Linked DNA regions of Homo sapiens: region 1 is linked to region 2. The links are chromatin loops, found by intact Hi-C in ENCODE. Cell type or tissue: PC-3. All regions are shown on one strand. Links, peaks and the distances in the headings refer to the core of each region. The heading gives the core; the rest is flanking DNA. Region 1 overlaps ERC1 (ELKS/RAB6-interacting/CAST family member 1). Region 2 overlaps ERC1 (ELKS/RAB6-interacting/CAST family member 1).

Region 1 (2,805 bases), core at 94-2,593, 160 kb before region 2:
TGTTGATGGAGTGGATGGATATTAAACAGAGATTCAACTTTCCTGTTCAGAAACGTGTTATAACTCCATATATTGCTTTAATTCTATCTATCCTAGATAGACTTACAAGGCTAGAATAAGACCTTTAGAGGCACTAACCAACCACCAAAAAGAGGCTAATCACCTCCCATATGTAAATCAAATTGTACAAAAAATTGAAAAAAATACATGTAAAGACCGAAAACATTTTGATTTATCCTATGACGTTTCAGTATTTTTCTGGAAGTATTAAATATTCTAAAATTTTTTTTTTTGCCCGGGTACGGTGGCTCATGCCTGTAATCCCAACACTTTGGAGGCCAAGCTGGGCGGATCCCCTGAGGTCGGGAGTTCGAGACCAGCCTGGCCAACATGGTGAAACCCTGTCTCTACTATAATACAAAAATCAGCCGGGCATGGTGGTAGGTGCCTATAATCCCAGCTACTCGGGAGGCTGAGGCAGGAGAATTGCTTGAACCTGGAAGGCGGAGTTTGCTGTGAGCCCAGATCACACCATTGCACTTCAGCCTGGGCAACAGAGTGAGACTCTGTCTAAAAACATAATAATAATAAATTAAATTAAATTAAAGTGTGTGGTAGTGATAATGGGCTGGAGGGTATGGTGAGTCTATGTTGCTGACATGCTAACCCACATCCTGTCTACTTCATCAGTATTTCCTATTGTATTAGAAAGATGAGAAGGTTCCTTAAATTTTTAACTCCATAGAGGTGATTCATTTACTATAAAGCCTTAAGAAAAATACTTACCCTATCTGGGCCTCTGTTTCTCCATCCATGAAATGAGAACATTGATCATAATAGAAAAGTAGGCAAAGAATATAATCAAGCAATTCACAAAACTATACACGCAGATGACTAATAAAATTATAAGAAAATATTAAGCCTCACTTATGACAAAAGAAGATTAAATTTAAATAAAAAGTTCCTTTCTAAAAATGTAACATAGTAGCAGAGATGTAATACCCAGTGGCAATAAGAATATAAAGAAACAAGTATTTGAGTGTAAAGATAGTCTGAAGTAGTAAACGAGGGCAACTAGGTGTATTTATCAAAGGTTTTAAAAAATGCGCAAAAACTTTTGACCCTGCAATTCTACTTTGAGGAACTTTCCTACCTGAATTTTTGACAAGCACACAATGATTGACCCTGGTAAATTGACATAAGGTATTTTTAACTCCAGCCAGTTTTTTTCTTTACTGTAGTAATTTGTGTGAAGCTTTCTAAGAAGTAAATATGTAATTTACTGTCAAAGCTTTTTTCTTTTAGAAAATCTAAGCCATGAACATTTAATATGTTTTCGTTTTACCTTATATTAGGAAGATAATGGCAATCTTTTAAAAATAAAAATTATTTCTTTGTTCATATCTTAATTTTTGTTTCAATCTGTCTGTCCATTTTGGTCTTGTCTATTTTACCTCTGGGCTCTATCTTTACTACAACCAGTCTTCCTAACTCTTCTCCCAACTTTCAGAAGTAGTTTTCTAACTATGTCAATGAAGTATTTCCAAATGAAACTTGCCAAATGGTCTAATGCCATAAAGACTTCTGCTTCTGTCTTCATTGGATTTTAGTCAGTAAATTTTCTTTCTTTTTTATTTATTTGTTTATTTATTTATTGAGAATGGAGTCTCACTCTCTCTGCTCACTGCAACCTCTGCCTCCCGGGTTCAAGCAATTTTCCTTCCTCAGCCTGCCAAGTAGCTGGGACTACAGGTGTGCACCACCACATTTGGCTAATTGTATTTTTAGTACAGGTGGGATTTCACCATGTTGTCCAGGCTGATCTTGAACTCCTGACGTCAGGTGATCCACCCACCTCGGCCTTCCAAAGTGCTGGGATTATAGAAGTGAGCCACTGCGCCCAGCCCATATTCAGAAGTTTTCTACAGTTTTTTTGTTTTGTTTTGTTTTGTTTTTTTGAGATGAAGCCTTGCTCTGTCACCCAGGCTAGAGTGCAGTGGTGTGATCTTGGCTCACTGCAACCTCCACCTCCCAGGTTCAAGCTATTCTCCTGCCTCAGCCTCCCAAGTATCTGGGATTACAGGTGCCCGCCACAACGCCTAGCTAATTTTTGTATTTTTAGTAGAGACGGGGTTTCACCATGTTGGCCAGGCTGGTCTCGAACTCCTGACCTCAGGGGATCCGCACTTTTGGAGGCCGAGGTGGGCGGATCTACAGGATTTTAAAACATGAAGTTGTGCCTCTTCCCAAATTTATTCTCAGACTTATTTTTTTACTAGTTTTATTTCTGAATGGCACATTAGAGAGAGAGAAAGCCAGAGAGAGAGAGAGCGAGAGAGAGGAAAGAAGAGACAAGGTGGGACCGATGGTATAATTGAGTTCATAGAAAGACAGTGAAGTGAATCATGGGTGTTTCATCACTTTACAAAACTGATAACAATAATATCATTTCTAGAAACGTGAATTTACAGTATGAAATGGTAAACATTTTTTTTTTTTGAGACGGAGTCTCACTCTGTCGCCCAGGCTGGAGTGCAGTGGTGCAGCCTTGGCTCACTGCAAGCTCCACCTCCAGTGAGCCATTCCCCTGCCTCAGCCTCCCCCAGCAGCTGGGACTACAGGTGCATGCCATCACGCCCGACTAATTTTTTGTATTTTTAGTAGAAATGGGGTTTCACCGTGTTAGGCAGATGGTCTTGATCTCCTGACCTCGTGATCCACCCGCCTCGGCCTCCCAAAGTGCTGGGATTACTGGCTTGAGCCACCGCGCCCGGCTGGTAAACATCTTTTTATAGCTAATGGGCA
Region 2 (2,805 bases), core at 132-2,631:
CGTGATCACACCACTGCACTCCAGCCTGGGCAACAGAGTGTAACCCTGTCTCAAAAGAAAAAAAAAAAGAGAAGAGAAAAGGAAGGAAGGGAGAAAGAAAAGGAAAAAAGGAAGGAAGGGAAGGAGGGAGGAAGGAAGATAAATCTAGCTACCCTAAGGCATATGGCTAGCATTCACTCAGTAAATACTTAATGAACACTTATTACATGCCAGGCATAAAGTGTTGTTGATAATACAAGAAAGTAATTACATACTTGAGTTTCCCTCCCATCCAGGGAATCTCATCTTCTATCATGAGGGAAAGAAAGGAGGAAGTCCCTTTATATCACCACTTGAATCTGGAGGAGATGACTGTGAACTATCAAATTGTTAAGCAGTGGAATTTTGACTTTGGATAGACAGACCCGAATGGAGCCAAACTCTTGTTGTTTTTTGTTTGTTTTTCTGAGAAGGAGTCTCACTCTGTTGCCCAGGCTGGAGTGCAGTGGTGCGATCTCAGCTCACTGCAACCTCCGCCTCCTGGGTTCAAGCAGTTCTCCTGCCTCAGCTTCCTGAGTAGCTAGGATTACAGGCACGCACCACCATGCCCAGCTAATTTTTGTATTTTTTTAAGTAGAGACAGGGTTTCACCATGTTGATCAGGCTGGTCTTGAACTCCTGACCTCGTGATCCACCCACCTTGGCCTCCCAAAGTGCTGGGATTACAGGTGTGAGCCACTGCGCCCGGCCCAAACTCTCGTTTTTATTATGCCATTTTGTTCAAAGTTAGTTATGGGAGAGCAGTAACATCTTATTTACTTTTGGTCTAAGCAACAGCCTTTCCTTCCTGTAAAAACAAATTCATACATTGCCTGGCAAGGGAGTTCATCACAAAGTAGGAAGGGGAGCTGGGTGTGATGGTGCGCACCCGTAGTCCCGGCTACTCAGCGGTCTAAGGCAGGAAGATCACTTGAGCCCAGGAGTTCCAGGCTGCAGTGAGCTGTGATCTCGCCACCGCACTCCAGCCTGGGGGACAGAGTGAGACTCTATCTCAAAAAAAAAAAAAAAAAAAAGGACAGGGAGGGAGAAGGAGAAGTCCCCACAGCAGCCTCACAGCCATTACCACTTCCGGCCCACTTGCACAGTCTCTGCAAGTGCAGACTTGAAAGGAAAGAGGACTTTGGAGTTAACTTTAATGAGTGGGAAATAAACATAGGATAAATTCTTCAAGAGCAATTTTAGTTTTCCCTGGTACTAAGTGCTAAAGGGATTCTGTAGAGTCAAGAAGTGACCAGATGCCTGTAGAAAAATAGATCCCTGGGCAAAAAAGATTGAGGTTTAGAGGGATTGTAGAGGGTTAGAGGGATTCCAGATCCCTCTGACTGTGTAAGTTTTATGTCTTATTCAATAGATGCTCTTACGGCAAAATACATTTCCATTTATTCCAGTTGTGTGAAATTCCAAACTAGGAAGTTATTTTATGTCTTCGTATCTCCTAAGAAGCCTGCAGATTCAAGTTAGGGGCTTGTGGGCCAGACCTGGCCAGGACGAGCACCATTTCCACTTGATCTGTCAGCTCCAAAAGGCTCCGAACATCATGCCAGATTACAGCTCAGACCTCATGGCCTGTGACACATCCTGGGACTTAGCTGTTAGAACCTCAAGTTTAGATTCTTGTCTGCTTAAACCAAACTAGGCATTTCTGAATAATTTCCTGCCCTCCACCAAACCATCTGCAGAAAGGAATTAATCTGAGTCACTGCCAACCACAGAGGAATTCATTCACTGACCCCTCTTGTAACCGTCCCTTCTTTATACCCATCAATACATCCTCCCTTTCACCTCATGCTTTGTGACTATGAATAGAGTTGTTTACCTTGAAATCAGGCCAAGTCCACAGAACTTTTAACTGTATTTTCTCTTTTACAAATTTATTTCACGGAGTTCTGGTAGCTCTCTCTAACATCTTTACTAGAGAGAAAATGTTGTTTCTGTTCTAAAATCATGACTTGTGCTGAGCGGTAAATGTTTGGGGCAGTCTCCCTGAATCAAGCAGCCCGCCCCTCAGCTCTGCTTCTCTTTCTCCATTCAGCCCCCTCGCATTCCTTATTCTTTAGACTGTCAGCTTGTTCTCTGGCAGTTATCCTAACACTCAAAGAGGGAAGGGGGCCTGAGTGGTTTTCCCTGTAGCCAGTCGTAACCATGCTTTTGTCTGCCATATGCTTGGAGAGCCTCATCTCTGAAATGTTCCCGCTCTGCTGAGCTTCCTCCGTTCGTTTCTTCCCTGCACAGTGGTAGGGTGAGGCATTCTCCCCTTCCCTCTGCTGCATACGCTTCCAGCCTGTGTTGCTTTGAGCATTCAGATTGAGTTGCTCTTGCATTTGTGATTCTTGGCTCAAGTCCCTCTAGAAATCATATTACTACTCTGAGTTCAGGGAGGGCTGGAACAGCTACTAAGAACAGAATGCATTTTAATAACATTCAACACACAAAAAAGCCAGAGAATTTCTGCCAGAGGCCACCTTCGTATCCTATACTTGTCCCGTATTCCATCCCTTAAGAACTTTAAACACAGTGGAGTGCTACACTGTATGGTTTATGTGCCCTGCTGTCTACCAAAGGGCCTGTATCATCAGATTGTTTTGGTTTGGACATGCTTCAAATTTGAACTTAAATAGCTCTTTAGAACATTATCGAGGCCTTTCCCCAGAATTAATATCTATTCCTTTATTTCATTCACCATTTTCAGATTGTCTGCTACGTGCAGGCCTTTTGTTACGAGGCAATATTGGTATACAAAAAAGAATTCACCAAGGAGCTTGAAGA

Evidence for each region. A loop is a pair of places that touch in the nucleus more often than their neighbours do. Peaks named below come from ENCODE experiments on the same cell type or tissue, not always from the same donor. Only the 100,000 strongest peaks of a DNase experiment are listed, where the experiment ranks them.
Region 1: a loop joins it to region 2, with 2.6 times the contacts of the local background. A loop is called at or near these places in 1 of 110 quality-filtered maps.

What each region holds. Positions count from the first base shown.
Region 1 is chr12:1,313,411-1,316,215 of GRCh38, forward strand. All of the region lies in intron 15 of ERC1 (ELKS/RAB6-interacting/CAST family member 1), which reads left to right. Among named protein-coding and RNA genes, the nearest start is that of LINC00942, 190 kb to the right of the region's middle. In PC-3, for the core only: no CTCF peak of the experiment used is centred there; no DNase peak of the experiment used is centred there.
Region 2 is chr12:1,472,598-1,475,402 of GRCh38, forward strand. The region is part of intron 18 of ERC1 (ELKS/RAB6-interacting/CAST family member 1); the gene reads left to right. Among named protein-coding and RNA genes, the nearest start is that of LINC00942, 26 kb to the right of the region's middle. RefSeq lists an enhancer at 845-914. In PC-3, for the core only: no CTCF peak of the experiment used is centred there; DNase peaks (open chromatin) are centred at 1,634 and 2,234; H3K4me3 peaks cover 1,500 bases; H3K27ac peaks cover 2,046 bases.